2 separate regions of the Homo sapiens genome follow, and region 1 is linked to region 2. Evidence: read pairs that join two places in POLR2A ChIA-PET (ENCODE). Cell type or tissue: Panc1. All regions are shown on one strand. Each heading gives the region's core, and the rest is flanking DNA. Links, peaks and the distances in the headings are about the cores only. Region 1 holds the start of NR5A2 (nuclear receptor subfamily 5 group A member 2). Region 2 has its middle 49 kb from the start of LINC00862.

What was found. ChIA-PET counts read pairs that join two places held together with the same protein. Peaks named below come from ENCODE experiments on the same cell type or tissue, not always from the same donor. Only the 100,000 strongest peaks of a DNase experiment are listed, where the experiment ranks them.
Region 1: POLR2A ChIA-PET joins it to region 2 with 12 read pairs; 2 of 35 experiments call an interaction of 5 or more read pairs at or near these places.

Annotation. Positions count from the first base shown.
Region 1 is chr1:200,018,958-200,034,940 of GRCh38, reverse strand. It overlaps NR5A2 (nuclear receptor subfamily 5 group A member 2), which reads right to left and starts at 7,231. Exons shown (of 8, transcript NM_205860.3): 1 at 7,030-7,231. The coding sequence starts at 7,093. RefSeq lists enhancers at 4,566-5,066, 5,067-5,567. In Panc1, for the core only: no CTCF peak of the experiment used is centred there; no DNase peak of the experiment used is centred there; H3K27ac peaks cover 171 bases.
Region 2 is chr1:200,316,922-200,332,904 of GRCh38, reverse strand. No RefSeq gene overlaps it. Among named protein-coding and RNA genes, the nearest start is that of LINC00862, 49 kb to the left of the region's middle. In Panc1, for the core only: no CTCF peak of the experiment used is centred there; no DNase peak of the experiment used is centred there.

The sequences.
Region 1 (15,983 bases), core at 6,437-8,936, 300 kb after region 2:
CGAGCGCTTTGTATTAGAAACAGACGGGTTAAATTTCAGTACAGCCATAGGAATTACCAGGGAGCGTCGTGTTGATCGAAGCTTTAAAAAAGCAAACCTGAATAGGTGAGCAGTCGTGCCTTGTTTAAAAAAAAAAAAAAAAAAAAAAAAAAAAAAAGCCTTTCTGCTGCACGTGTGAATAACTACTTAAGACATCAACATCAGCCCCTAGAGCAGGATGGCGATTGATTCACAATCACTATGAGAGTATCTCGATCTGGCGTGGCGCGGTTTTTATCGCGGAGGAAAACGAAAGCCGAAGCAATTATCTGGGTAATCCAACCTACCCCCCACCCACCCCCCCGGGCAACCTCCCACCCTTGCCCCAGAGGAAAGGAGGGCTTTTTGGAGAGTTTGGCCTGGATATCGGAATCTACGGCTCTTTGTATAAAAAGAGTTCACTGAAGAACCTTTTCACTTATTTTCTTTACAGCACGTTGTCCCAACCCAGGGGTCCTGGAGTGCCCCGCCAGGGTATAGTCGGTGCCCTTAGAAGAATGTAACAGGGAGATCCGGTCTTAAGAAAGGAGTGGGGCAGGGGAAATAATCTCGGGTAGGTGGTCTAATCTATCTCTTCCTCTCTGTAATTGAAATGGAAATTTGAGCCAGTTCCAGTTCAAAACTATTGGGACTCCATCCATTGGAATCAATTCTGTCCAGCCTCGGGGCCAACAGAACGACGATCCCGGCGCTAGTAGGCCACAAAGCACCTTGTGAAACTAGCTGAACACTTGCAGTTGCATCCTTTACACCCTCTCCTCCGCTTCAACCTGGGTCAGGAACAAAATCCTTAGCACGAGATTATTCTAGGCTGCCATTTAAATGTATCCGGCGATACTGGAAACTTCTTGATGGAAGGGGAAACATCCTGCATTGCTTCAGAATTCCTCGGCTTTTGCAGCGAGGGGATGGATCCAACCAAACTTCTTCCTTCAGAAAAGCCCCTGCCTGAGCTTCTGATTCTTAAGGTCAAAGAGTGCCGGGACCGCAGAGGTGCGGAGTCCAGCAATTTGGGTCTCACTTGGTCAGCAAAGAAAGTGGGAGCTTGGAAAGGCAAGACTTAACAGTGGTACCGTCACACTCAAGCATGGGGCGTGGAACTAGGGAAAGTGTTATGGTCTGGGCAGTTACAGAGGTTGCACAATTAGAAGGGCGTGGGCTTTTCCAACATGGTGATAACTTTCGCGATTACGAGATGGTGTACAGTGTGTGCCAAGGCTTGAGAGAGATTCACTTGTTTTCTCCAGAGTTTCTTGTCTGGAAACTGGGAAGTTGATTCCAGGACCCAGCAGTGGATTCCGACCAATTTTCTTTCCATTCCTGTAGAGGCCGCTGGAGCAGGTGGAGCTTGCAGAAGGCCGGGAAGCAGAGGCTGCAGGCATCCAAACCCTGAGCAAGGAATCCAGCACTTACCGTGAAAAATGCTAGCATGGGTGTGGGACTAGCATATCTCACTGCAAGAGGCACAGCTGGGTTTGTCAAAAGTGCTTTTTTTTTTAATTGACACCTAAATTGTCTTTCCCTATCCCCTCCTCTCATGGTACAACAGTATGTTTGTTTATGCTATCTAATTCAGTCACTCAGTTTGAGTGATTTCCCTGCCCTCCTCATACTCACTGACTCTATAACAAGTACATGCTCTGAATTTCCTCTCAGTTCCTTCTCACCATCTGTTGGTAACCCTGCGAGTTGTTACCATACACCACAAATTCACAAGCTAAACTTCATCCAAACTCCAGAGATCCTTTCCAGGAAACTCCAGAGTAGGGGACCAGAAGTGCCTTTGTCCCACCCCACTCAGACCTCAGTCCTCCCAGATGTGATTTCCACTCTGCTTTCCATACACCACTCCCTGTGCCACCCTTCTGAATTCTAGAAGGATCCAAATATGGTTTCTACCGTGGAATGGAAATGAAGATTAAAAAGCCACTTACAAATATGTTTCTTAAGCTCGAAATGTCCATTGGAGGAAAGTCTGCATAGACCAACATTGTATTAAATCATAATTCCTTTATATCAACAAGAACAAGTGGTTACCACTTTGGAGAAAGAGTATGTATTTCAGAATATTTCTTGGGTTCTATTTACAGTTCATTCTCTTGACAAGCTGAGTAAATTGCTTGACCTCTGATTCCATTTTTTAATCAGTAAAATTGGGTTAACAAAGTAAACTTTATAGTTAAATGAGACAGTGCCAGGAAAGAAATATATTACGCTGGATATATATATATATATCAGTTCCCCTTTGTCTTTCCCCTTAGCTTCACTCAAACTCATCATTCTGTAAGGAAAGTAAAAAGGGAATCACTAACCATTCTAGGATCACCTTCCAGTGGGATGTGCTTGCTAACTTGATTGTCTTGCAGGGCTTGACAAAGTCCTTGGGGACAATTACATTATCACCAGATAAAACTGCTCATATAAGTGCTCATGGTCATCTGCATTCAGGTTATTTGGTGTTTAAAAGTTACACTCCAAATATCTTTTCTTACTTATCAACCACACAAAAACATACATAACAGCTTCCCAAAAGACTAAAGAAGAGACAACCTTTATCAGCTTGCCTGGTCAGTTCCAGTTCACATGGTTTTCTCAAGCTTGATCTCTCAAGATCATATTGGTCACATTTCAACACTTCCCCAGGGCCTCCCCAGAGCACAATGCCCTCCTGAAGTTCCTTGAAGCCAACTGGATTTTTCCAAGAAGTCTGTTCCAATAAGGTGAAGCGTGAGGAAGTGCAACTCAAAGAACTAGTTCTATCCTAAGGTAGACTCTAGAGCTGCGGAGTGAAGTTGTCTTGCCTGCCTAGTGCATCCCTGGGGGTGGGGATTGGGTTGGGCCTGTAGGTGGAAGTCTGACAATGTGCCCTTCTCTAGCTCAACTTATGCTCAAGGCTGAATCCAAGATAATCCTAGACATTGTGTCTGGTAGAGGGGTCAAGTAAAGGAGAGAAGCATTAACAAGCCTCTGTTCTCCCTTCCTCTATAAATCTCTCTTGGTTTGTTAGAAGAGGTGTTAAAGATGCCAGGTGTGGTGGCTCACATTTGTAATCCCAGCACTTTGGGAGGCTGAGGTGGGTGGATCACCTGAGGTCAGGATTTCGGGACCAGCCTGGCTAACATGGTGAAACCCCATTTCTACTAAAAATACAAAAAATTAGCCAGGCGTGGTGGCGTGCACCTGTAATCCCAGCTGCCTGGGAGGCTGAAGCAGGAGAATCTCTTGAACCCAGAAGGCTGAGGCTGCAGTGAGCCAAGATCATGCCATTGCACTCCAGCTTGGGCAACAAGAGTGAAACTCTGCCTCAAAAAAAAAAAAAAAAAAAAAAAAGGTGTTAAAGAAAAAGAAATCCTTTTTTTGTTTTGTTTTGTTTTGTTTTGTTTTTTTGAGATAGGGTCTCACTTTGTTGCCCAGGCTGGAGTTCAATGGCACAATCACAGCATCCTCAACCTCCCTGGCTCAAGTGATCTTCCTACCTCAACCCCCAAGCCCTAGTCACTAGGACTACAGGCACATGCCACCACACCCACACCCAGCTAATTATTTATTTTTTTATTTTTTGTAGAGACTGGGTCTCACTATGTTGCCTAGGCTGGTCTGGATCTCCTGGGCCCAAGTGATCCTCCATCCTCAGTCTCCCAAAGTATTGGGATTACCAGTTTGAGACACTGTGCCTGGCCCAAGAACTCTGTTAACTCTGGTCACTACCTGTGGATCCAGGCCAGAAAAGAGGAATCTGAGAAGCACTGTTTTGGAGATGGACTCGGGCATGGAAAGAAGGGAGGCTCTAGAGTTTAGCTTCATAGAAGAAACTGGCAGCCTAAGCCCCAACTATGAGAATCAGAACATGGGCTTGTGTGGCTGGCATTCTAAATAAAGCTCGCTGGAGGTTAGGGTGACATAATGGCTATCACACTTTCCGCTGATGAAACGTCTACTTTCAGAGATCCTTATGAGCACAGAGCTTGCTGGAGGTTATCACTGAAATAAAATCAGACTCAGAGTGTTCAGGGGACCAGATAGCAAGACTCACATTACAGACTCAATACAGTGTTTGCACTGTGTATCATGTACCCCTAAGTATGCAGACATAACCTTCTGTGGATAATATGCAATATTATACTGAGTGCATAAAATATTCTGCAAATGCAGTTAATTTGAAGAATTATGGAAATTTAATATGAATCAAAGCATAATATTGGGCACTGTGGGAGTGGTCAATAAATATTTGTTTTATGTATAACATTTCCTACCACACAGATATGGCTCTTTTCTTGATATAGGTAAGTATAAAAAGCTTCTAAAGTTAGTACTGCATATTATTCAATAGAATCATCCCACTTGGGAGAAAGAAGTAAACCAAGACCAGAAACCAAGAGTCTGGCCAGTGTCCCAGAGTTAGTTAACTTTAAGGGAACAATCTAGTTATAACCTGAGTGTGCTGCTTTTACACTACAATGAATGATTATCTTGCAGGTAGGCAGAAGGAACAACTTTATCTTAATTCTGCTTTTCTATACAAGCACAGACATCTATACAAAACTTTCATGTAACCATCAGTGTGCATACAAGATGTAGCCCCTAGTTAAAAACCATGGAGACAGCTTTTTAAACAAAAGGAGGCTCATTTCCTAGTACAACACAACTGAATTAAATATAGAATTGTAAACCCTGACTGATGTCTACATACACCGGGCTCGGTTTTGTGAACCACTCAACACAGCCCAACTTGCAATTTGCCATCTGAAAGCTACCCTCGAGACCCTCAGACACTCTCTACAGCTGCACCCGTGGGTTCTTCCCAGTGGGGCTACCCTGGGCAATCAGAAAGACCCATTCAAGGGGCATCTCTCCCTCAGGAATCGGGTCAGGCCCTTCAATCCAATAGTTCAGTCCGAAGGCTCCTCACCGCCCTCTGTTCCTCTCCCTCAGCCCTTTGGATGGCTCCGTCCAGCCATTCACCCTGGGAACGACCGTTAGCACCCTCGTGGAGGCTACGAGGTAAACAGATTGTCTCCCGGTGCCACAGCCGCCTCAGGGTCACTAAGATGTTGCAGGTGCGGACACCTCACAACCACCTGCGGGGCTGCAATACCAGGAGGCGGAGGGGATGTGCTTGGGTTGGGAAGGGGCGGGTGGCTGCGAACAAGATCCTGAAAGAGGTCTCTTTTACCGGCAAATTGACTGGAATTTTGTTATCCCGGAATCCGGCGCCCGGAAGTGCCTGCACAGGTTTAGGATGTTGGGGTAGTCTCGCTGAGGCCAGGGGAGAGCCTTCTTCGGTACTTTTCTTGAGGTTTAGTCCCCAGCAGCCCCTTATGGGCTGGACCGACAGTCCTCCGGTTCCCAGCCCTCTGCGGTGGGACCGATTCCAGAGCTGCAGGTGTTCTCTGTTTACGCTCAGAGTGTACCGCCTCGGTCCCTTGCGATGTGAGTTGCGCGTGCGGTAGCTGGAAACACAGTTCTTCCAGGGTTGCAGAGAAAAGTGCAACAGCGTCTCTTTCCCCTACCTTACCCTCTTTAATTCACCCATGGGGTGTGGGGGAGACTGTGAGGGATCGGCGTGCGTGGTCTCCCGACCCAGCTCAACTCTATTTTGGCAGCGGCCAGCTGGGGCTGCGCGCAGCAGGAGCCCAAGACCGCCCGCGCGGGCGCGAGCCCCCGAGCGCGCGTCCCCCGTGCGCGCGCAGTCCGCGTCTCCGGCCCGAGCGCGCTCTAGCTGCGGCCCCGGACGCGGAACCGGAGCTGCGCGGAGCTGCCGGGAAGGACTCCTTGCCTGCGCACCGCGGCGGTTCTGCCCGACGAAAAAGATGCGAAATGGTTGTGTGCTGCTCTCTCATCTTTCTTGTGCCTGTATTTTCTGTGTTATCTGCAGAACAATTGATTGTGTGTTACACCCTGCTTACCTTCCCCATGTTTTCTTTTTCGTAAGTATAGAACATTTTTGGTAAACATTTCCTCAAGTGATATACTTTAGGGTGTAGTTGGCCCATAAAAAAAGCAATCTGTGACTCCACTGCATTCTGTGGAGTCAGCTGACTAGGAAGGAAAAAAGAGGAAAAACTCAAGCCTTGATTTTCTTTCTTGTTATAATGGAGCTGAGACTCAGAGAGCTCATGACAGGCCCCTGCAAATTCGGAGGGAAATTCCAGTCTGAAAGCCTAGGCAAATGCTGCCAGAAAAGGCACAGGTCCTTCAAAAACTGGGGAAAGGCAGAAGGGCCTGACTTCCAACAGACAAATAATTACAGATCACTGGGAATCACTTCCCTTCAGTCCTTTACTTTTAGAATTAATTGAATGTAGTCTTGCTATAAAATTCATAAGTTTGTAACTCTATTTTTTAAATGAATAGTAGCTTTATTTACTTATTTCTGTTTGTAAAAACAAAATATACTAATTGTTGCGAGAAACAGTAGCTCTTCAAATCCTTTACTAATGATGGTCTAGTTTTTTTGGTTTTTTTTTTTTTTTTTTGGAGGTGGGGGCATGACTTTCATTCCCCAGGAAAATAAAATGAAAATTTTTTACGGTATAAGCAGAGAATAAGACACCATACTTTTGTGTGGGTTGAAAAGTAACAAATACTTGACAGCTATCTGTTAAAGTTTGATCAATGATCACTCAATATGATTAACTTGTTTCAAATTGTTCAAATTTTAGCTTATTATTTCTGATTAAAAATTATCAGAAAATATTAAAGTTGAAATTGATAAAGTATAAATTATATTTTCTGGCTGATTAGGGTATTAGAATGACACCAGTAAACACTAGATATAATGAATAATATTCATATGTTGAAATATCCATTTGCTTTTTTTGAACTGCAAGAAAGATAAATGTGTGATATATATACATAGGCTTATTGTGTGCTTTTAATAAACATAATAGGAAAAGCCATGACTTAAAATGCAAAATCCATCAACAAGATTAAATTATATGTATGTAGTAGCAGAATAAATAGATGATCAATAGAGAAACTCCTACTTACCAATAGGTGTAAGTCCGTGCTTTAAAGACTCTTGTAAATCCCCAGTATCTGAATTAGAAGACATTCTTAGTGAAATTATAGGCAGTTCTTTGGCTTAAAGCAGAAATCATTGAGCAAAAGAAAAGTGCAGCTTGTCAAATTTCGTGGCCTTGGGAAGGACACATCAGACTACAGTAACCCTTAGTGAAAGTTAAGAAAAAGCAAAGGAAAAAAAAAAATCCAGAATTCATAAAGTTACAAGCAAGTCTTTCCCTGGACTCTGTACTTTTTCCAACATTAGTGACCTGCTGTAAACCATGTATCCAGTTTCATGATGGTTTCTAATCAGAAGAATGGAAACTTTTGATAGGCTTTGACTCATCACATGACTCTATGCAGGTTGATAAGAGGACCCTGTTATAAAGTGACAGCAAAAGAGATAAGAATTCTTGCCAGATAATGGCAAAGAAATGATTAACTCAGAAGTGGAGAGGTGCTATGCAGCACAGAGAGTGGAAAGTTGTAAAACTGAGGGGTCAGAAGATCAGACTTAGTGGATAAAAACTGCAAACCAGCTAACTAACTTAGGCTAACTAAACTTTGGCTTGTGACATACCCCTTGATGTCATCACCTCTTTGCATAGAGGAGGACAGACATAGCTCTTCTGACCTCTGTAAATACATTTTAGATGATAACATTGGCAGACATTAATTCTTTAAGTGATGACTACAAATGTGATCGACACTCTGAAATACTACAGGTAGCATTTCCAAGCTTATGGTTATTTATTTATTCATGTTGTGGTCAACCAACTTTTTTATCGGGCCTATTCATTAGATGAGGAGTTAACCTTAGCTTGTTTCTACATTGGTCATATGGCTAAAACACAATCTATCTCTTTATCCCCAAAAGGTAAAACTTATGCTTTGAGATTAATGCTGGCAAAATGGTGAATATGTAACACATTTTTCATAGTTATAAAGTTATTATTCTTAGGCTGGGCATGGTGGCTCACACCTGTAATCCCAGCACTTTGGGAAGCCAAGGCAGGCGGATCACCTGAGGTCAGGAGTTCGAGACCAGCCTGGCCAACATGGTGAAACCTCCATCTCTACTAAAAATGCAAAAATTAGCTGGGTGTGATGGTGCACTCCTGTAATCCCAGCTACTTGGGAGGCTGAGGCGGGAGAATTGCTTGAACCTGGGAGGCAGAGGTTGCAATGAGACGCTGTTGCACTTCTCTCTGCAACCCTGGAAGAACACAATCCAAGATCATGCCACCGCACTCCAGCCTGGGCAACAGAGTGAGACTCTGTCTTCAAAAACAACAATAACAACAAAATAACAATTTTTTTTTTTTGAGATGGGTTCTCGCTCTGTTGCCCAGGCTGGAGTGCAGTGGCACGATCTCGGCTCACTGCAGCTTCTGTCTCCCGGGTTCAAGCAATTCTCCCGCCTCAGCCTCCCCAGTAGCTGGGATTACAGGGGCACACCACCATGCCCGGCTAATTTTTGCATTTTTAGTCAAGACGGGGTTTCACCGTGTTGGCCAGGCTGGTCTCAAACTTGTGACCTCAAATGATCTACCCGGCCTCCCAAAGTGCTGGAATTATAGGCGTGAGCCACCGCACCTGGCCAAAATCCTCAATTTTAATATTGACACTCCTTTTAAATTAAGTAAATGCAGGTTGTGTGTATGGGTACAGATAATTTTTAACTCAATATATAAACATTTGTTGTAATAAAACTTCATATATCAGATGATAGATTTAGCAGTCTTTGTCTAAAGATTCACATTACAGAATTTATGGTCTATTAATTTATTTAGAGATGGGATCTCACTCTGTCACCCAGGCTGGAATGGAGTGGCACAGTCATAGCTCACTGCAACCTCAGACTCATGGACTTAAGCAATCCTCCTGCCTCAGCCTCCTGAGTAACTAGGACTACAGATGTGTACCACCACACCCAGCTAATTTTTTAAATGTTTTGTAGAGACAGTGTGTTGCTGTATTGCCCAGGTTGGTCTCCTGGGTTCAAGCAGTCCTCCTGCCTCAGCCTCCCCAAGTGCTCAGATTACAGGTGTGAGCTACCTGTAAACCCAGGCCAGTCCTTTTTTTTTTTTTTTTTTTAATGACAGAGTCTTGCTCCATTGCCCAGGCTGGACTGCAGTGGTACAATCTTGGCTCACTGCAACCTCCGCCTCCCAGGTTCAAGCAATCCTCCTGCCTCAGCCCCCCTAGTAGCTGGGATTACAGGTACGTGCCACCATGCCCGGCTAATTTTTGTATTTTTAGTAGAGATGGGGTTTTGCCATGTTGGCCAGGCTGGTCTCGAACTCCTGACCTCAGGTGATTCACCCGCCTCGGCCTCCCAAAGTGCTGGGATTACAGGCATGAGCCACCACACCAGGCCCTTTTTTTTTTCTCTTTTGTTTTTTAATCAGATTACTGTTAGTTATTTCCCCTCTTGCCTCACTTCATGTCAGTTGAAATGTTGGAATACAGCATCTGAAAGTGCTGTCCACTGCCTTTCAGCTGTGCTGCTGGCTCTGAACTTTGCCCAAGGTGAACTTGCCTTTATCGGGTTGGGGTGGCTTGGGGTCTGGGTGACCCCTGAAGTCAGAATCAGAAGTGGCCACATTCGTGACTTGTGGTCTTCTGAGTATAAGAAATGTCCCCATTTGGATATCCTCACAGCCTCATGAAAGTAAGATTTTATTGAGTAGACCTGCTCATGGAAGGTGGGTAGTTTCCAAGTAGCACTGGTACACACCAAGTGAAATAACTGGTAATCCTGGCTGTCAGCGGAGCCAGGTCAACATGCTGGTATACGTGCTGTTTTTCCTTTGAGCTTTAAGTTCTTATGTACACATAACCAATCCAACCTACTTTTCATTAACACCATGTTAGGTATTATTTTCTTAGATTGATATTTTTCTTTTAAAGAAAAAAAAATCATAGGGTGGATTTTAAAATATTATTATTGAAACCAATGATTTCTTCTTTGATTTTAGATGGAAACCCAGAAGGGACCTTCCCCATCTTCTCTCTCTCTCTCTTTCTCTCTCTCTCTCTCTTTTTCTCCCTCTCCTTTCCTCTCCTCTCCTCTCCCCTCCCCTCCTCCCCTCGCCCCTCCCCTCCCTTCCCCCTCTCCTTCCTTCCTTCCTTCCTTCCTTCCTTCCTTTCCTTCTTTCCTTCTTTCTCTTTTCTTTCTTCTTTCTTTCTTGACAAGGTCTCACTCTGTCACCCAGGCTGGAGTGCAGTGGCATGATCTCGGTTCACTGCAACCTCCACCTCCCGGGTTCAAGTGATTCTTCTATGTCAGCCTCCCAAGTAGCTGGGATTACGGGCACCCACCACCACGCCCAGCTAATTTTTGTATTTTTAGTAAAGATGGGGTTTCACCATGTTGGCCAGGATGGTCTCAAACTCCTGACCTCAGGTGATCCACCCACCTCGACCTCCCAGAGTGCTGGGATTACAGGTGTGAGCCATGAGGCCCAGCTAATTTTTGTATTTTTTTGTAGGGACAGTATATCACCATGTTGCCCAGGCTGGTGTCGAACTCCTGGGCTCAAGCGATCCTCCTGCCTTAGCCTTCCAAGTGTGTGGAACATATATTTCTATGGACGTATTTTGCATCTGTAACTGCTTTGAAATATGTAGGTCTTCTTTTACACCTGCCAAAGTGTTGGATACACATTTCCTGAGGCCTTTCATATCATTCAGTCCATAAAATTACATAGTCCATCGGATCCTCTCAATGCACTGGTTGTAGCTCTGACAGTTTTCCTGAGGAAACCAGTCAGTTTGGGTTGCTGAATGCAGCCTATATAAGCACAAATTATGAGATCATGGTAAGAATGAAGGCAGGGTAGCAGGGTGGTTAAGAGCCTAGGATTTGAGGTCAGAAAGCTCAGGGCTTCCATTTGTACTTTGCCTCCTTCTTGGTGGCAAAGTAATGCTTGGCTTTTTTAAGGCTTGAATTCCTCATAAGTAAAAATGACAAAAATGATGAAATCCAGTAGTTTTTGTGGTAAGATGTAAATGAGAAATAAAGTACTCAGTATCATGTCAGAGAAAGAAAGTACTCAACGTGTCATCAAAAGTGAATATGGAGGTTGGGCGCAGTGGCTCACACCTGTAATCCCAGCACTTTGGGAGGCTGAGGCAGGTGGATCACTTGTCATCAGGAGTTCAAGACCAGCCTGGCCAACATGGTGAAACCCTGTCTCTACTAAAAATACAAAAAATTAACTGGGCAAGGTGGTACACGCCTGTAATCCCAGCTACTCTGGAGGCTGAGGCAGGAGAATTGCTTGAACCCAGGAGACGGAAGTTGCAGTGAGCCAAGATCGTGCCACTGCACTCCAGCCTGGGTGACAAAGTGACACTCCATCTCAAAAAAAAAAAAAAAAAAGTGATTATGGGCTTTGTGACTTGGGATCTTAAGTGAAAGACACATCTTCCTTAGTGGAATTTTAGAAGACATACGAAAGTTTCTGTTTTTGGGTTTTGTTTCTGACACCAGTTCTATCCTAGTCACATACACTATTAGAGACCTTATAGAAGACCTCATAGGATTCATATAATTAAACAGCATCATAAAGTGATTTGTGGCTGGGCACGGTGGCTTAACACCTGAAATCCTAGCACTTTGAAAGGCTGAAGCAAGAGGATCACTTGAGGGCAGGAGTTTGAGACCAGCCTGCACAATATAGTGACACTCTATCTCTTAAATAATAAATGAAATAATAAATAATGAGGAATAAGGAATAAATAATTATTAATAATAATAAATCCAAAAATAAAGTGATTTGCTTTTTTTCTCATCCTTATTGTACATGGTTAACAAAGCATGTAATAGCACAAAGATTGAATTTCATGCTATACTGTCTGCCTCTAATCAGACATAATTATTTTTAAGAATGTACAAAAAATTGGGGGTGGTAGTATTACCAGCTTGCCTAATAACTCCTAACAGAATCTTTAAAAGACACTATTTGCCATTTGTCACTCTCTTGCTTTCCTACAAAACTCACTGGCTTGTTGAGGAAACATTATATTAATGAGTTACTTTGGTCCTTTGAAGCTTATCCATCAGGCTGATTGAATAGAAATACGTACTCAGTACTTTGTGAGAAATGAACATATTTTTCTGAAAGTGAGGCTAGAGTAATGTTCACATGTGGTACAAATAACAGATGCTTGGGACTCAGCCTCAGTGACAGTTAACAAGCAATTTATGTTCTGGCCATGCGGGGGGGAGGACACAAAACAAATCACACCCTCAGTTTTTGTATTTATTTTTTCTCAATCAAGGTATCATCTGACCCTTTCCATTTGGCAAGTGTGGGCATTTTCCATTACAACATTCTGTTTTAAACACCTTCACTACCCCATTGAACTCATTCGATACCACAACATGGAATACTTCTAATGACTCACATTTACAAGAATATGTTTATAATGATAAAAAATATTTGCTAACAGATTTCAGAAAGGATTCGTAAATTATTGACAGATAACTAATGACTCTAAGGCATCTTTGCCAAAATCCAAAAAGTATTCAACAATGTCACCTGAACCCATATTGCATGATGATGTTAAAGTTTAGTTAATGAATTACAGTCAGTGTAAACTTCGTGACAACACTATTCCAAGACATTATGACATATCTATTAGGAATTGATATTCCTGCAAAATTGGATTTATCATTAACCCCTTGCATGAACAAACTAGAAAGGCCCTTTCAGTATGTTTATAATATGGGTTTATTAACAACAAACACCTTAAAATTTTCATCATTCAAATAGACTGATTGCATCAGATATGGAGGAGTTTTTAACAGAAGTCTTATAAGTACTGAACCAGTTAGTTACTGCCAAAGCATTGCTTAGTAGTGCATTTTTGCTTGTACCCTTTGCTAACATAGGCATTTGTCACTGATTTTGTACAGAACCTGAGCTAGGGTTGGCACTTTTTATTTTTTATCAACTTTCTTAATAATCCTCTCCTCTGCCAAATTATATAAGATGATGGAATGGTACATTTTGGAAAGGAGTGACTGAGTAAAGATTTCTTCTCATTCTTTTAAATAACTGTGAGAAATGTGGCACCTGGCAGGAAAGATAAGTGACTTTTACACAATACGATTATGGCCAGGTAAATATTACTCACTTTTTATAACACCAATAATTAAACAGAGCCTTAGTCAATCTTTTGGCAATTGAATGTTTAAGACTTTACTCTCTTGTAGGCTTGTGCTGAGTTCCCCATGTTTATCACAATCTATGATCTGTGTCTGATGGCTCATAGTTCATATCTTTATTTAGAGTACAAGAAATAAACTCAATATCATTTTGTTTCAATTTAAGGCCTTTAAAGACATTTAAGCAAACAACTAAATGATCTAAATTGTTTTTAAAAGAGGAAACTGTAGCATATCCAAAGTGATTTCCCTAGGAATCACAGCATAATTATTATTAAAACACAAAGCAACAAAATAGATCTCAAGCATTTTTTTTTTTTTTTGAGACAAAGTCTTGTTCTGTTGTCCAGGCTACAGTGCAGCCGCACAATCTCGGCTCACTGCAACCTCCATCTCCTGGGTTCAACCTATTCCCCTGCCTCAGTTTCCCAAGTAGCTGGGACTGCAGGCACATGTCACCATACCCGGCTAATTTTTGTATTTTTCGTAGAGATAGGGTTTTGCCATGTTGGCCAAGCTGGTCTCAAACTCCTGACCTCAGGTTATCCACCTGCCTTGGCCTCCCAAAGTGCTGGGATTACAGGCATGAGCCACCACACCCAGCCATCTCAGGCACTCTTAATTCATGAAACTGGATGTTATATATTACCTAATAGTCTGGCAGACTACATAAATAAAACAATCATTCAAATAATAGATTTTCCTCTAGACTGAAATATTTCATATGGGTGAAACTTACATGGGGCTATATAACTCAATTTTGATTTATGTTTCAGTGATTTTAATCAACTTTTTTTTTTGCCCTCTCAGTCTTTTGCGAAATAAGAAAATACAAATAATATTATTTTTAATAAAAAAAAATGTATCTGGGCATGATGGCTCACACCTGTAATCCCAGCACTTTGGGAGGCTTAGGCAGGAGAATAACTTGAGCCCAAGAGTTCAAGACCAGCCTGAACAACATAATGAGACCTCATCTCTATAAAAAATAAACAAAATTAGCTATATGGTGGCACACACCATGTTGGCCAGGCTGGTCTCAAACTCTTGACCTCAAGTAATCCACCGGCCTCGGCTCCCAAAGTGCTGGATAACAGGCGTGAGCCAACACGCCCAGCCAATTAACTCTTTCCTTTTTGGTTTTATCCTTTCTTTCTTAAATATAATAGAACATATAACATATCTGCATTTATGCTATTTTGACTAATCACAGATCTACAGGTGTGTGGCACAGGTGTGTGCCAGCGTTTTACATGGTGAAACCCTGGCTCTACTAAAAATACAAAAATTAGCTAGGTGTGTTGGTGTGCACCTATAATCCCAGCCATTTGGGAGGCTGAGGCACGAGAACTGCTTGAACACAGGAGGCGGATGTGGCCACTGCACTCCAACCTGGGTGACAAAGCATCTCAAAAAAAAAAAAAAGAAAAGAAAAAGAAAAAGAAAGAAAGAGTTAATTAAAAGACACTGAGGATACTTAAAAAGGTCACTTTATACTATATGAAATTGTAAAACCAAAAAGAGTTTCAAAAACATAGGCTCAGTTTCTACCTTTTTTATTTCCATGAATCTGACAACTTATACCCTCAAGCATTATTTTGATACTAAATATTAGCATTTTAGATTTTCCTGATCCGTTTGCATTTTTCAGAAGGTCACGACCTATCCACTTTTTCTATATTTACCTAATAATTTTTTTAAAAAGAGGCTTATGTGGTGGCTCATGCCTGTAATCCTAGCACTTTGGGAGGCCGAGGTGGGTGGATCACCTGAGTCGGGAGTTTGAGACCAGCCTGACCAACATGGAGAAAACTCATCTCTACTAAAAGTACAAAATTAGCTGGGCGTGGTGACACGTGCCTGTAATCCCAGCTACTTGGCAGGCTAAGGCAGGAGAATCGCTTGAACCCGGGAGGCAGAGGTTGCAGTGAGCCAAGATCGTGCCATTGCACTCCAGCCTGGGAAACGAGTGAAACTCTGTCTCAAAAAAAAAAAAAAAAATTGTGCCTTTTTGCTTTAAGACCATTTAGTATAATCTCAAGCTTTAAGATCATACTAAATGATCTTAAAACTTTATTTTACTTATACTAATATTAGGATACATTAGAATTGGAACAGCTCTGTAAATAGAAATGTGATTTTTGACTACATTTTCAAGCCTTCTTTACATCTGTACACTCACATATTATTTCTACACTTTTTTATCTTCATTTTTTCTTTTTGCCTTTTTAAAAAATAGAGATGAGGGTCTCACTATGTTGCCCAGGCTGGTCTCGAACTCCTGGCCTCAAGTGATCCTCCCATCTCAGCCTCCCAAAGTGCTAAAATTACAGGCATAAGCCACTGTGCCTGGCCATTTCTACACTTATTGAGCACATAATTATGCCAGACGCTCTTTTAAGTGCTTTACATACGTTCTATCACTTAGTTTAAAAAAAATTTATTTACCTCTATTTTATATATGAGAAAAATTAATGCTTGAAAATTTTAAGTAATTTGACCAATGCTACACAGATGGTATATGATTGATAGAGCTGGACTCAAATCCATGTCTGACTTCAATGCTATTATATTGCTTGAAATGCTATTATAATGCTTGACAAATTATTTTGTGAATTTAATGGTATGTATGCCTGGAACATGGCAGCCAATACATTTGCTATCAATATTAATATTGCTGGTATACACTGGAGAAACTCAAAGAACTGTAAACAGAGTTGGTAATGCACTGTGTCCTTATATATGTCCTTCAGTAAACATA
Region 2 (15,983 bases), core at 8,406-10,905:
TCTCATTAGCATACAAAAATACTTATCCCTTTGGAGATTCCAAGAGTTTTAGGAGCTGTGTGCCAGGAAACTGGGACAAGAACCAAATACATATTTCATACATAAATCACACATCACAAGGGTCTGTGGCCCATTCATGAATATGTAGCTCCTCATCCATCAACTACTCTTTGGTGGCCCAGCCTTCCTAACACTTTACAGGTTTTGGGAAATAGTTTAGGAATTTTTCTCCACAAGAGGTCTGCTCTCACCTAGGACTTAGATCCCAAATATTGAACAATCAATATGGTGCAGGCATCAACCAGTCTGCGCACAGGACATGGGCCATGGTATAATGCAGCAGGTTCTGAATTCCATCCCCCACCCCACCACCCCACCACCACAACTCCCCACCATCAGGCTCAATGCTGTCGTTGCTGGAACATGAAGTCTCCTGGTCCTGGGATTGAGGTTAAGGAGGCAATGACCATGGGAGGGCATGTTAGGGTATCGACTATTTACCAACCGATATAGAAGTATTTTATTTTCTATTTATTTATTTAATTTATTTTTAAGATGAAGTTTTGTGCTTGTTGCCCAGGCTAGGGTGCAATGGCACAATCTCGGCTCACTGCAACCTCCGCCTCCTGGGTTCAAGCGATTCTCATGCCTCAGCCTCCCAAGTAGCTGGGATTACAGTTGCCCACCACCATGCCTGGCTAACTTTTTGTATTTTCAGTAGAGATGAGGTATCACCATGTTGGCCAGGCTGGTCTTGAACTCTTGGCCTCAGGTGAACCGCCTGCCTTGGCCTCCCAAAGTGCTGGGATTACAGGCGTGAGCCACCGCGTCCGGCCCAGAAGTATTTTAATGTTTACACAGCCAGTATGACTGCACTGATGTGCTAGGAGGATTATATTACTAGAAACTATCTTTCCCCATCATCCTTAACCATAAATCTTCAGGATCAGGATTCTGCTATCTTACCCTACTGTCTTTCCACAAGTAGTTACCCCTTTTCCTATTTGAGAAGGCATCATTGTGCCTCCGTAAGAGATGACCCTTCTACCTATAGCAGTCTAGGAAGGTTACTGTCATGACCTGTGGTTCCTTGTTCTTTCAGGAATTTCTTCCTCTATCCATTTGACTTGATACTGCCATCAACTTTTTTCTAAACCTCAGTTACACTTGGTCATTGTCCTGCTTAATAGCCATCAATGTGTGTCCGATGCCTAAAAATAAACAATCTCCCCACTTCTGGCAAGGGAAAAAAAAATCACACACATAACTTTAGAATGACATTCTAGGCCTCAGTTTCATTCCCAACGTCTTTTTCAATAACAACTTCTCTTCGTATCCTTCTCCCCATGCATGGGAATGCATATTCTCCCCCAAATACACCCTGTCAATCACCATCTGTGTCCCTCAATTCCCTCCAAGTATTCTCTTGCTAAAATCCTATCGTACTTGCTGGTTATTCCGTCAGTGTCACACCCTCTCCTTTTTTTGGAAGCTGTGGAGGAAGCATGTGAGCTAAGCTGAGCAGCCAGCCTTTTTCCGGGGTTGATGTGGGCACCTAGAGAGAGACCGTGACCGTCAGCTCTGAGGCTGTGTGAGTCTGGAGCTGCCACAACCATTTATTCTACAGCATGGCAAAAACCTGTCAGAGAGCAAACTCAACGCGGGAGCAGGGCCAAGGGGTCAAGGGATTTCAGGAATGTGCCCTGATAGGCATCAGTGAAACCCTGAGATACCTCCTTGGATTTCTCTTCTGCTGGGGACAATACATTCCCCTTTTTTGCCTAAATTAATTTGAGTTAGCTTTCTGTCGCCTGTGAGAACCAGGTGGCCCTTCTTCCAAGGCGCAGGTCATACGCCAACTCCTTCTTGTGTTCCTGCCTCCTTTTTCTCCGGCCTTTCTTTGCACTGTTTCGCCACTGCCTTGGGGCGTGTTGTTTTGCACATGCTTTATCCTGCTAGGATGTAAGGGCCTTCGGGAGGACAGATTCCTGGAGCGTCAAGACCAGATTACATGGCTAATTAGGGAGGAAGTGGGTGGTGGGCACTATGTGTGAGTTGCTCTTTTGTGAGATTAGGCAGGAAGAAAGAAAGGCTGGTAGGAAAAGGCGTAAGGGACCAGGCTCAAGGCCGGCTGAACACTGGCTCTAGAAGGCTCAAGAAGAAAAAAATTCAGCTCAGAGTATATATGAACATTCATGCTTTTAAACAAAGGGAAGTCAGGGAAGAGGGAGGAAGATGGTATCAAAGAAAGAAAATTCACTGCAGAAATCCTATCTCAGGATCAGCAGGAGGGCTGGGAGAAGAGCTCAGAGAGGTTGGGGCTTGGGAAAGAGAAAAGGGTATTTATTCAGACACATGAATGGAGAAAATAATGTATTAAGATATGGCGACAATGTAACATGAAGAGGAGTTGAAGGAATACATACTTTATGATATTAATCTTGGCAAAGCAGCAAATCCTCAGTTTACTGGACATGTTATTTAAGGGTTTTAATTTAAGGCTATTTTCCTTAAAACTGCCTTAAGGATTTAACAGCTGTGTCTTTATTTTTCCTCCAAGTAGAGGTCGCTTCTCATCAACTTCCTAAAGGGTCTCCTTGTCCGTATTCTCTTTCCATATTAATCTCTTCTCTACCCAGTGGCAGGCATTCTAAAGTGTAAATCTTATCTTGTCACCTTCTTTCTTGAAACACTGCAAATCTTCCCAGAAATTCTAGAATGACATTTCCAGTCCTTAGCTTAGCACATAGGCCCTGTATTCTGGTGATACAGATGTCATAGCCCAGCATGGGGATATATGTGGTAAGCAGGCCCTGCTCACCTGTCCAGACCACCTTCAGCCACCTCTTTCCTGCCCCCTTGCTTCCCTAATCCCCACCTCACATTTCACACCTCCATGATATTGAAGTTTCTTGGTATTTTCTGCCAAACTGTGTGCTTTTCCATCCCTCGAAATCTTTCTGTATATTGCTTCAACTTAATTCAATAACATTCATTGAGCACAAAAAAGGTGTCTGTTGCTGTAGTGGGAGCTACAATAATCTTACTCAAACTCATTTACTCGGTTAACTCCTAACTTAGGTTAACTGCGGTGAAGGGATTGCCCTCCCTCTGCTGGAAGCCCTCCAGCCCCTCCCATCTGGCAGGAAGGGGGCAGCCTGCAATCCCCAAGAGCAGGTCTGGGGCTGCCAGGTGCTCCAGGCAGGAGGCCGGAGGGGGCTCACCAAGGGTTGCCCTGCAGGAGATGACAGTGCTGCCCCTAGCTTGTCCACCTGGGTGCAGAGGTCCTTGACCTCCTGTAGCCATTTGCTGGTAATTCATGCAGGATCCCTGTCAGCTTCTTCTTGATGGTATCCTTGGAGCTGCCATAGATCATTCTACTCTTAGGGGTGCAGACTGAGGGGCTCAGAAGATAAACACTAGATCCTCCTCTTGGCTCCCTTTGGTCTCATAGGTTGCGTCACAGAGGACATAGTGGCAGTCCTTGGCTGGCAGCATCTTGACCTTGACAACCACGGTGTAGGAGTTGTCAACAGCCTGCCCCACTTCACCTGCCAGGGTCCCCCTGCCCTCCTCAACGATGATGTTCTCGTCCCCACTCAGGCAGAAGAGCACCACCTTCTTATGCATCTTCACCTCCTCTGCTGTTGAAAACTTGTGCTCCTTCTTATCATCATGTCATTGAACACCTTTTTTTTTCTTTTTTCTTTTTTTTTTTTTGAGACTGAGTCTTGCTCTGCCATCCAGGCTGGAGTGCAATGGCACGCTCTTGGCTCACTGCAACCTCCACCTCCCAGGTTCAAGCACCTCCAGCCTCCTGAGTAGCTGGGATTACAGGCATGTGCCATCATGCCCGGCTAATTTTTGTACTTTTAGTAGAGACGGGGTTTCACCATATTGGCCAGGCTCGTCTCGAACTCCTGACCTCAGGTGATCCACCCACCTCAGCCTCCCAAAATGCTAGGATTACAGGCATGAGCCACCACACCTGGCCTCACTGAGCACCTTGATGATGCCATCAGAAAGCCACACCTGATGCCGTGTTCCTGGAAGTAAGAAGGGGATGGCACGGAGAGCCCCAGAAGAGGAGAATTGCTGCAGCTGCTGCCGGGATCCAACGGAACCAAAAATTCTTATGATGGTGCTGGGTTGAAGCATGAAATTCATATGTAAGAATGGTACCTTTTGCTCCAGCGTTGGAACAGACTGTGGCTTTTTTTTTTTTTTTCAGTTGAGCATGAGGTGAAGTAGTTGGCTTATGTTTTGGGGCCAGGAGTCTCTTGAAACTCTCCACTTACTTGTGCTCAAAGTCCCAGAGGCATTTAGGAAATGCGAGGCATTTAGGAAATCACAGCCACATTCACTACAGTCCTCATTTTGTGGAATGACCTGGGCTATTTCTATTGTTTTATTTATCTTGTTTAAAAGAAAATTACTGAATGAGTATATTTGAATTCACTTAAGTCAGATACTGATATGATGTGACCCCACTCACTGTAAGGTCTCAGTTCTCCAGAAAGTTCTAGCCTGGGAATGCATTTGGAAAGTAATCAGCATGTAGTTTAGTAGTTAAAGCTGTGAGTGTGGATGTGTTCACCAAGGGGAGTGTGTGTCAAGAGTAAGAGGACGCAGCCTTGGGCAGAGCCTTGGTGAATACGGATGTTTATGGGGCTGGAGAAGGAGGAACCCAAAAAGCAATCTAAAAAAGGTATGAGCCTGGAAAGTAACATGGAGACCAAGGACAAGTGTTTCAAAGAAAAGAGAGTGGTGAAAAGTGTCTAGTACTACAGAAAGAGGTATTCCCCTATCTTCTTTAATTCAGATAGGCCTGGAGGGCGTCCTTTAGGTTTAACAGCTTCTCCAAAGCGGCCACCATTGAAAGCCATAGTGGGGTAGAGATCAGATTGCAAAGGAAGGAGCTGGGAATGGGAGACTAGTTATTTCAAGAGTTAGAAGTGAGCATGGAAGGTTACTAGAGAGGGGGTTGTGGACTAAGAAAACGCTTTAAAAATAAATAGGGGAGGAAATTCTTGAGCCTGTTTTTATGATGAAGGGGAGAACCAGTTAAAAAGGAGAGCTTAGAAATAAAAGTGCATGGTGGTGGAGATGATTAATGGAACAAGGTCCTGGAGGATACGGGAGGGGACGATCTGAAGGCCAGGTCCAACATTTCACCTCGGACTGGCGGAAGGAATAGGAAAAGCAAATGTTTTGCAAACCAGGAGCATGTCATATTTGTGTCTTTGCCCCTGTGCAGCATGGTGCCTGTTTGCTGGAAGGTGAGGGAGGTACAGATGACTGTGCTGTAGGTGAGGGATGAAGGGTCAAGTGAGCACTTGCCTCTTTTCAAAGAGGAGCAGTCAAGACCCTCTATTGAAGGCACCTGAGAAAGTGGTGGGGCTTTGGAGACAGAGTGCAGGTTGGGAGGACCCACTGAAGGAGGTGGAGAGGAGGAGGGAGAAGTAATTGTGCTGGGGGAAATCTTGCTAAGATTGGGGACCATGAAGTTAGCAGCCAAATCCATGGGATGGGGGTGTCTTCTCCAGGAGTGTGCAGATGCCCATGGGTAGGAGTCAAGAAGGCAGCACCTGGCTGGGCATGGTGGCTCACGCCTGTAATCCCAGCACTTTGGGAGGCAGAGGCAGGAGGATCACCTGAGGTCAGGAATTTGAGACCAGCCTGGCCAACATGGCAAAACCCCATCTCTACTAAGAAAAATACAAAAATTAGTTGGGCTTGGTGGTGGATGTCTGTAATTCCAGCTACTCGGGAGGCTGAGACAGGAGAATTGCTTGAACCTGGGAGACGGAGGTTGCAATGAGCCGAGATCACGCTGTTGCACTCCAGCCTGGGCGACAGAGTGAGACTCCATCTCAAATAAAGAAAGAAAGAAGGAAGGAAAGAAGGAAGGAAGGAAGAGAAAGAGAAAGGAAGGAAGGAAGGAAGGAAGGAAGGAAGGAAGGAAGGAAGGAAGGACACGAAAGCAAGCAAGCAGGCAGCACCTATCAGAATAAGTCATCCATGTGGGAAGGGGGTGAGGGGCTACTCTCTGGCATTAACTTTCCATTTCTCCCCCAAAAGCTCAGAGCCTGCCCTGTCCTCAGACACTGAGGTGGAGAGAGCTGAACTCCTCCAGGCTCTCCCTTGGGGATTTGCATCCGTTTAGTGACCGTGCTGACCATCGCCAGCACTTGAACCAGCCTGGGTTGGGGGTTATGATTACTGGACTTCTGTGCTGCCCAGTTCCACCACACCCCTACTGTGCCTTTCCTTTTCTTCAGGTTCCTGAGCTCCCTGTATATATCCTAGAATGGTTAAAAATGTTAAACTGTCAATACCAGGTGTTATTGAAGATGCAGAGCAACTGGAACACTCAGACACTGCTTGTGGGAATGTAAATAGGAACAAACACTTCGAAAATTCTTTGTCAGTGTTGACTGTAAATATACCCAATGACAGTAATTCTACTCTGAAATATACGCCCAAGAGTAAATACACTAAAAAATGATATAAGAATGTGTACAGCAGCATTATTCCTAAAAATAACCCAAGATTAGAAACAACCTAGATGTCCATCAGTGGTAGAATTGATAAATAAATTTGCTATGGTCCTGCAGTTGAATACTATTCGGTAGAGAAAATGAGCTACTGCTACACACGAAAATATGGATGCATCTCACAAACATAATGCTGAGTGAGAGAAGAGGGATGCAACACACATGCTGTGTGTTGTAATTAGAGATAAATTTCAAAAGCGGGTGAAACTAATGGTTGGAGTAAGGACTGGGAGGGGACATGAAGGAAGCTGATGGGTTACTGAGAATGTTCTCTATCTTAATCTGGGTGGTGGTTATATGAGCATTTTTACATTTAAAAGTTCATCAAACTTCAAAAATTCATCAAGTATATTTATAGTTTCTGAATTTTTTTTTTTTTTTTGACAGAGTCTTGCTCTGTTGCCCAGACTGGAGTGCAGTGGTGCGATCTTAGCTCACTGCAACCTCCGCCTCCCGGGTTCAAGTGATTCCCTGTCTCAGCCTTCCAAGTAGCTGGGACTAGAGGTACATGCCACCACACCCGGCTAATTTTTTGTATTTTTAGTAGAGACGGGGTTTCACTGTGTTAGCCAGGATGGTCTCGATCTCCTGAATTTGTGATCTGCCTGCCTCGGCCTCCCAAAGTGCTGGCATTACAGGCATGAGCCACCACCCCCAGCCAATTTCTGAATTTTTATATGTAAATGTTGAAAATATAATTTCTTAAAATACTGTGACTGATTCCAAGTCAGCATAGACTGTAATATGGACTATGTTAAATTTTATAAATAGCATTATTTAATTAGTTTTGAATTTATTATGCTTATTTCCCTTTTCATTTTCTGTGATTTGATTTCATCTTATTGGACCATGAAATACTGATTGCAGTCAGTTTTAAATATGATTATTAGGTGGCTGGTATAATTTTGTTGGTATAAATGGTTCAAAAATCGAAGATTACATTTTGTTTTTTTTTTTTTTTTTTTTGAGACAGAGTTTTGCTCTTTGTTTCCCAGGCTGGAGTGCAATGGCGCGATCTCGGCTCACCGCAGCCTCCGCCTCCCGAGTTTAAGGGATTCTTCTGCCTCAGCCTCCCGAGTAGCTGGGATTACAGGCATGCACCAACACACCTGGCTATTTTTGTATTTTTAGTGGAGATGGGGTTTCTCTATGTTGGTCAGGCTGGTCTTGAACTCTCAACCTCAGGTGATCCGCCCACCTTGGCCTCCCAAAGCGCTGGGATTACACACGTGAGCCACCGCGCCTGGCCACATTTTTTTAAAACAGGTATTTTTGGTGGTTAAATATGATGGTTAAGTGAATTTATTTTCTGATAATCTATAATTCAATTAATTGGATTATTGATCAATCAATTTGCCATTTGTAGTCTACTTAGGCAAACAACAGGATTGAATGGCAAATATTTAATCAGATTGCTCATTGTGGTAGACTTTTTTTTTTTTTGAGATGGAATCTCTCTCTGTCGCCAGGCTGGAGTGCAGTGGCACGATCTCTGCTCACTGCAACCTCTGCCTCCCGGATTCAAGTGATTTCCTGCCTCAGCCTCCTAAGTAGCTGGGACTACAGGTGCCTGCCACCACGCCCAGCTAATTTTTGTATTTTTAGTAGAGATGGGGTTTCACCATACTGGCCAGGCTGGTCTTGAACTCCTGACCTTGTGATCCGCCTGCCTCAGCCTTCCAAAGTGTTGGGATTACAGGCGTGAGCCACCATGCCTGGCCATGTAGACATTGTTTTTGCCATGCAGCATCTATTCCCCGTTTCTGTGACAGCAGCACTCTGTCTTTGCTTTTGTCGGTGCATTAGTTACCTGTTGCTGTGTCATAATATTATCACAGATTCAACAATATATTTGTCATCTCACAGTCCATAGGTCAAGAGTCTGGGTGTAGCTTCACTGGGTCCTCTCCAAGGCTACGACATGGTGGCTATGGCTGTGTTCTCATCTGAGGCTTGACTGGGGAAATATTTTCTTCCAAACTAACATGGTCTTTGGCTGAACTCAGTTCCTTGCAGGCCACTGCAATGAGGGCCTCATTTTCTTACTGGCTATTGTCTGGAGGCCAGCCTGAGGTCCTAGAAGCCATGCTCAGTCCCTTCCCACACAGGCCCTCAACAGAGCTGCTTGCTTAATGAAGTCAGCAAGGGAAAGAAAAAGACTTCAGCAAGACAGGTTCTACAATATTTTCAAACAATTATGTATACCCCATCACCTTTGCTGTGTTCTCTTGGTTAGAAGCCAGACACAGGCTGTGTTCATTCTTAAGTGGAAGGGATTGCACAAGAGCATGAATGCCAGGAGGTGGACTCATGGCAGCCACTCGTATGAGTATTATGAGTCTATCTGCCACAGTAAGGAACAGTCTGCTTCTCATGCCATGTTTCGGGTCCAGCAGACTCCATCCCTCTCACCTTGGCTAAGCCAATCACCATGTTCCATTCTCTGGCCACAGTGATTGGATCAAGGTTGGGCATACCACCAAGGTCAAGCCAACTGGGGCCCATGTGACTCAAGTGCTCAGAAAATAAAGTGTTGAAACATCAATAAAGCAGACTCACCCTTCCACAGGAGAGGAAGGGGAGAACGCTGGGAAGGGAACCCAGGATTCAGAAACAGTGGTGCTGGAAGGTAGATTCTGGAGTTATTATTTGTGTCCCAAATTGAGCCCACCTGAGGTAGTCCCTATTCCTGGCTTTTGAGTAATGGACATGTCACACTTTGGAAATCATTGCTCTAACCAATTGAATATATATATTGTGTGTTTGCCATACTCAGGTAAAGATTAACATGGTGTCAGGCACATAAACATGACTTATATTAAAAGAAAAAAAGTCAAGTGCCAAAATGAGTGGGCATGGCACGTAATATGACCGAGGTTGATATTATGAATTGCATCACAATCTAAAGAAAAAGTAGATTCTACCTGTTTGTCTGTAACTGTGTCAGGCTAAATGTCTGAGTGGATTTTCACTACATTTGGAGATCATATTTGGCATGGCTTGACTTAAAGCATAGATTTTGAGTAAGGTAACTGTGAATTCTGATTTGCCCAGAAAAGCTCCAGTTTAGACCTGTTGTCCCAGTATAATTATTACTAGTGTTTCCTTTCACTCTTTAAAGTGTCAAGTTTGGACAATAAATTATATGATTACCCCAGCTCAGAAGTGTGTTCCAGATTCACTTGGAAAGCCTTAGAGAGGACCATTTCCATTTCCAAGAGACAGCCTGTTATCCCCTACAACTGCAGACGGGGAAGAACCCCTGTGACTGCTGATTGAGAGAGACATGCACGGTACGCAGTTATTAAGATACTGTGTACAGAACAAGCAGGGATTCCAACTGAATATGCACCCAAATTCTTAATAAAAGAATTATAGGTGTTGACTTGCAATTTAGATGCTTCTAACATGAGCACTCTATCTTGAACTTCATGGTTAGAAGCAGCAGGGATTCATTGAATTATTAATGAAATGACTGGTTCACTCAAGGAACTCTAGTTCTGCAAGTTAAGAAATTTAAATAAGAAATGAGTTGGAGGAATTAGAATTTGGAGACCTGCTTGGAAGCAACAGATGAAAGATGAAAGGAAGGATACAAATAGCAAGTGGAGATCAAGGAATCCTGTGGTAGGTCTGCAAAGGCCTCAGCACACTTCAGAGTCCTCTCTTTTTGCTTCCTTCCTCTCGTTTAGAACAAGGACTAAAAATTGCCTTCAAAGAAAAGGAAAGGAAGGTGGAGAGTTGGGGTGGGATTGAGACCATGGGGGAAGATGAGGGAGGTGGTATAATTTAGAATCTTTTTTTTTTTTTTTTTTGAGATGGAGTCTCTCTCTGTCTCCCAGGCTGGAGTGCAGTGGCATGAGTTTGGCTCACTGCAACCTCCCCTTCCCAGATTCAAGTGATTCTACTGCCTCAGCCTCCCAAGTAGCTGGGACTACAGGCCCAGCTAATTTTTGTATTTTTAGTAGAGACGGGGTTTCATCGTGTTAGCCAGGATGGTCTCAATCTCCTGACCTCATGATCCACCCACCTCAGCCTCCCAAAGTGCTGGGATTACAGGCATGAGCCACCGCACCTGGCGTTTGAATCTTTACAATCATAAGCTCTAGAGATAACTACTAGGATTTGAATATTGACTCTTACCTTGATAATTTTATGTCCTTGGACAGAGTTACTATGATTAATTTCATCATCCATAAATTATTATGCTAAATTGTGAGGATTAAATGAGATAATATATGTGATATGACTAGCACAGTCCTCAGAACATAGTAAAAATCTCAGTCAAAATTAGCTTCCATGAAGAACAGTTGTTGAGCTCCATACAGAGTAGTGTATCATTACTACTCATGTTACCATGAATAACATTTGTTGAGCTCCCTACATAGTAATGTATCGTGTACTTTAAACACATTACCTAGGTCGGTTGCAGTGGCTCACACCTGTAATTCCAGCACTTTGGGAGGTTGAAGCAGGAGGATTGCTTGAGCCCAGGAGTTGGAGACCAGCCTGGGCAACATAGGAAGACCCCTCATCTCTACAAAAAATACAAAAGTTAGCAGGTATTGTGGCACATGCCTGTAGTCCCAGCTACTTGGGAGGCTGAGGTGGGAAGATTCATTGAGCTTGGGAGGTCAAGGCTGCAGTGAGCCATAATCGTGCCACTGCACTCCAGCCTGGGCGACAGAGTGGGACCCTGTTTCAAATAAATAAAATTAATGTATTAGCTAATTTCATACAATGGACTAGATATTTCCATCATAAATGGAGGAAACTGAGGCTCAGGGATTCCATAATTTGCCTTGTTGGCTGGTGAGAGGTACACTAGAATTTATGTTCCCATAAGCCTGGCTGCATTTGATGGCTCTTCCACCACCCCAGGCTGCTTTGTCTGAACCGCTCCTGTATCCCCAGAGCCTAGAACGCTGCCTACCACTCAGGCGCCCACCAAGTATGTGTTGGCTGACTGCATGAATGCTTCCTGTCTCTTCTCACCATGACGGTTCTTTTGTTCAGTGTGTTGGGCATTTGAGTATCTGGCCCGCAGTGTCGGACACTGCACTCATTAGTATGCTGCTTCTTCTCTTTAAGCCTTTGTTTGTGTGTTGCCAATCCCCTGGCTAGACGGGGAATTCTCGGGCCAGGATTGCCTTGTATTCACTAATGCAGGGGACTAAGCTCCAGCATGTTGGAGCCCAGAAAGCACTTTCCAGAAAAAGATTCTTTAGAACATCCAAGGATGGAGTATCCTGACTTTTTTTTTCTTTTAAACATTCAGATATCAAATGCACACTTGGCTAGCTAATCTGTCTTAACTAGGATCAAATGTATGAAACTGTCTTCACACTGGCAGCTGAGCCAAAAACGAATATTTGGCATGCTTAAAACAACCGTTGCCTGCTTTTGTTTTTGAAGGCTGTATATTTCAGCAGAAAGAGAGCTGGACTTGGGGCATGAGTCACTTAACTTCTTGGGCTCTCCTTCCTTCCTTCCTTCCTTCCTTCTTTATTTATTTATTTATTTATTTATTTATTTATTTATTTATTTATTTATTTATTGAGACAGAGTTTTGCTCTTGTTGCCCAGGCTGGTGTACAATGGCGTGATCTCGGCTTGCTGCGACCTCTGCCTCCTGGGTTCAAGCGATTCTCCTACCTCAGCCTTCCAAGTAGCTGGAATTACAGGCATGCACCACCATGCTTGTCTAATTTTGTATTTTTAGTAGAGACGGGATTTCTCTATGTTTGTCAGGCTGGTCTCGAACTCCTGACCTCAGGTGATCTGCCTGCCTCGGCCTCCCAAAGTGCTGGGATTACAGGCGTGAGCCACCATGCCTGGACTTCCTTCCTCATTTATAAAGCCAGGGTGATAATGTATGCTCCAGTAACCCAAAGCTTGGTGAGGTCAGAAGATACAGACTATTTTAAAGGCATTTTTGTAGTGTACCATTAAATTAAAAAGGATCATCTATAGAGCTTATTGGTGGTGAGATTATGGGTGATTTTTTCTTCTCAGTTTAGCCTATATGTATTTCCTAATTTTGATATTATGAACTTTTTTCCCACTTTGCTTGAGTTACTAAAAGTCATTTAAGATTCCCGGTAGAAAGACTGTGGGCTGGGTGCAGTGGCTCATCCCTGTAATCCCAAGGCTTTGGGAGGCTGAAGCAGGAGGATCACTTGAAGCCAGGAGCTATGTTCCTTGGGCAACATAGCAAGATTCCATCTCTACAAAAAATAAAAATTAAATTAGCCAGGCATGTTGGCACACGCCTATAGTTCTAGCTACTTGGGAGGGTGAGATGGGAGGATTGCTTGAGCCCATGAATTCGAGGTTGCAGGGAGCTATAATTGCACCATGCACTCCAGCCTAGGTGACAGAGCAAGACCCTGTCTCTAAAATAAAATAAAATAAAAAAAGAAAAGGTTGTGACTTACGCTTTGATATTTTAGTTGACATTTCAGGGTCATTTTGGCAAATATCTGATATTGTACAATTGATATATCTAAGTGACAGTGTAATTAATATGAGAGAATGATTACTGCTGATTTTTAGGGACTGTAGTTTACCTGTTACAGTCTGATAAGGAGGTTTGGTTTCTCCTCCAGCCTAGCTTCTGGTATGCAGCTGGGGGTAGAACAGGCCTGGACAGTTTTGCCCGTGAAAAACTAAGGTCCTTGTGATTCTACCCCTCTCCAGACTCTTGTTAGTATCAAGAGAGATAATCAAAATTAAACACAACTGTAAGTTCACTTTTAAGCATGGATAAATGCTACACAGGACTACAACAAATTCAAGAGTAGGAAGATGTGATCTGTGACCTTTAATGTTTTTAGGGAGTTTCTCAGGTTCTCCTCAGTTTGGCCTGTCCCAGTTTATGCTTTTTCTTCCAAAGGTGGGGCTTTTAAAATTACTGAGGAATAACACCTACTCATTGTTCTTTCTGGTGATTATTCAGAGTCACACGTTCAAGTATCACACTGACACTGCCTTTTATGATGGCTTGGCTGCTTTGTTTGACTTCTGTGGACCTGAATCATCCTAGCAGTTGAGACTGAAAAGTGCAAGTCTCAGCTGAGGTCCCAGCTTCAGTGGAGGTTTCTTCTGCCCACACCATATTTGTCACCAACTATTCCTATTTAATTCCATGGTCTTGGAATGTTTTTTCCCATATACACTTCTAGAGATAATTTTAAAGATTATGGGCAGCGGGCAAGTTGGCTCACACCTGTAATCCCAGCACTTTGGGATATCGAGGAGGGAGGATTTCTTGAGCCTAGGAGTTTGAGACTAGCCTGGGCAACATGGTGAAACCCCATCTCTATAAAAAGTTCAAAAAGTAGCTGGACGTGGTGGCACATGCTTGTAGTTCCAGCTACTCAGAAGGCTGAAGTGGGAGGATTGCTCGAGCCTAGGAGGTCAACAGTGTAGTAAGCTGTGTCCGTGCCACTGCTCTCCTGCCTGGGTGACAGAGAGAGACCCTGTCTCAAGAAAAATGTACTCTTTTGCACAAGTTTTAGTGTACATTTAACATTTTTCATAAATTTAAATATCAGATTTTGAAAATCGATAATAAATCTTTAATATCTTTTGTTTAAGGATTCTCAACCAGGAGTGATTTTGCTCCCCAGGAGACATTAGGCAAAGTCTTGTGGTCACAGCTGTGTGTGTGTGTGTGTGTGTGTGTGTGCGCATCTGCGTGCAGAGATCAAGGATACTGGTCAAGATCCTATAATGCACTAGACAGCAAACTATAACACAAATTATCCAGCCCCAAATGTCAACAGTGCTGAGGCTAAGAAACTGATTTAAATGTGTCCAGAGGAATATGAATATCATGGGATTTTGCACTTATCAGGGCCAATTTAAAAAATACATAACCTGGGGCCGGGCATGGTGGCTCAAGTCTGTCTTCCCAGAACTTTGGGAGGCTGAGGCGGGTGGATCACCTGAGGTTGGGAGTTTGAGACCAGCCTGACCAACATGGAGAAACCCCATCTCTATTAAAAATACAAAATTAACCGGGTGTGGTGGTGCATGCCTGTAATCCCAGCTATTCGGGAGGCTGAGGCAGAAGAATTGCTTGAACTTGGGAGGCCAAGGTTGCGGTGACCTGAGATCGTGCCATTGCACCTTAGCTGGGGCGATGAGGGCAAAACTGTCTCAAAAATAAATAAATAAATAAATAAATAAGAATAAAAATAAAAAAATAAAAAAATTACACGACTCTTCCATAGCATTGTTCCTTTTTTTCCTTGGAACTGTATTTCCATTCTCTTTCCCTCATAGAATTTTACCTTGATGAAATTCATCCTTATGCTTGAAAGCCCTTATTAACTACCACGTAATTCTCTGCTACAAAACTAGGTATATAAATTGAAATTTCTTTTCAAATATCCTATAAGGTTCTAAATGTTAACATTTTTCCTCTGTATTGAGGTAGCACTGGAAATTGATCAAAACACCATATATATATTACAACCTATTTGATACATTTGATAGATGAGTTTTAAACACAAAAATCTTTTGGTTGAAATGCATCTCTTAACGGGATGAATTGGGGAGGGAATTTCAGGGACCTGGTACATAGGCTTTGGGTGAAGTGGAGGTTTATATTTTCTCAGGTGGATCAATTTTAGAAAAAGATTTTGAAATGCATTTCCTTAAAACTATTTGTGCCCACGTACCCTCTGGAAAGTCTTCGTGTACCCACAGAGATACTCACATATCAGCCTGATTTGGCTCTCTTTGGTTTCTGAGTAACTTAGCAACGCTTTTCTTTTAATGATTCAGACAGTTTTGCATGCAGCTAATGCATGTTAAAGAAAGCTAAGCCAGTGTATATTATAAATACTTTATAAGTCAAGCAAGTAGAATTTCTCACAGGAGTCATAATTACAGTGGAGGCGGCATACCATTGTAGTGAGAGTTCTGGAGTCAGGCACAGTATTTGTTCCTGTTCTTCATCACTACTGGCTCTTTGACTTGGGGCAAATGATTACCTGCTCTGGTCTGTAGCTTTCTCACCTATGATAAACAGGGGTCAATAATAGATTCCTCAACTGGTTATTGTAAGATTCAAATGAGTCATGCATACAAAGCACTTAGTACAGTGAGTGCCCAACATATCCTAAGCACTCAATAAATACTAGCTGTTGTTATCTTTAGACATTATAGGGTTTATCTCAAGGGATGGGCACTAGAAAAGCAATGGAATAGGCATTTCAGTCCTTTTTCTTATATCATGGCTCTTTTTTGCACAATTTACTGTACCCAACTTCCCTGATGTTATGGACAGCAGTGGGTCTTTGATATTCCCATTGATCATGAGCTCTGGAAGCCCAAGGCTGTAAGGCTGCTGCAAGGCACCTGCTCCCAACAGCAATGTGCTCTCATTTTCTGGTCAGCCTCACAAGGACAAACGTA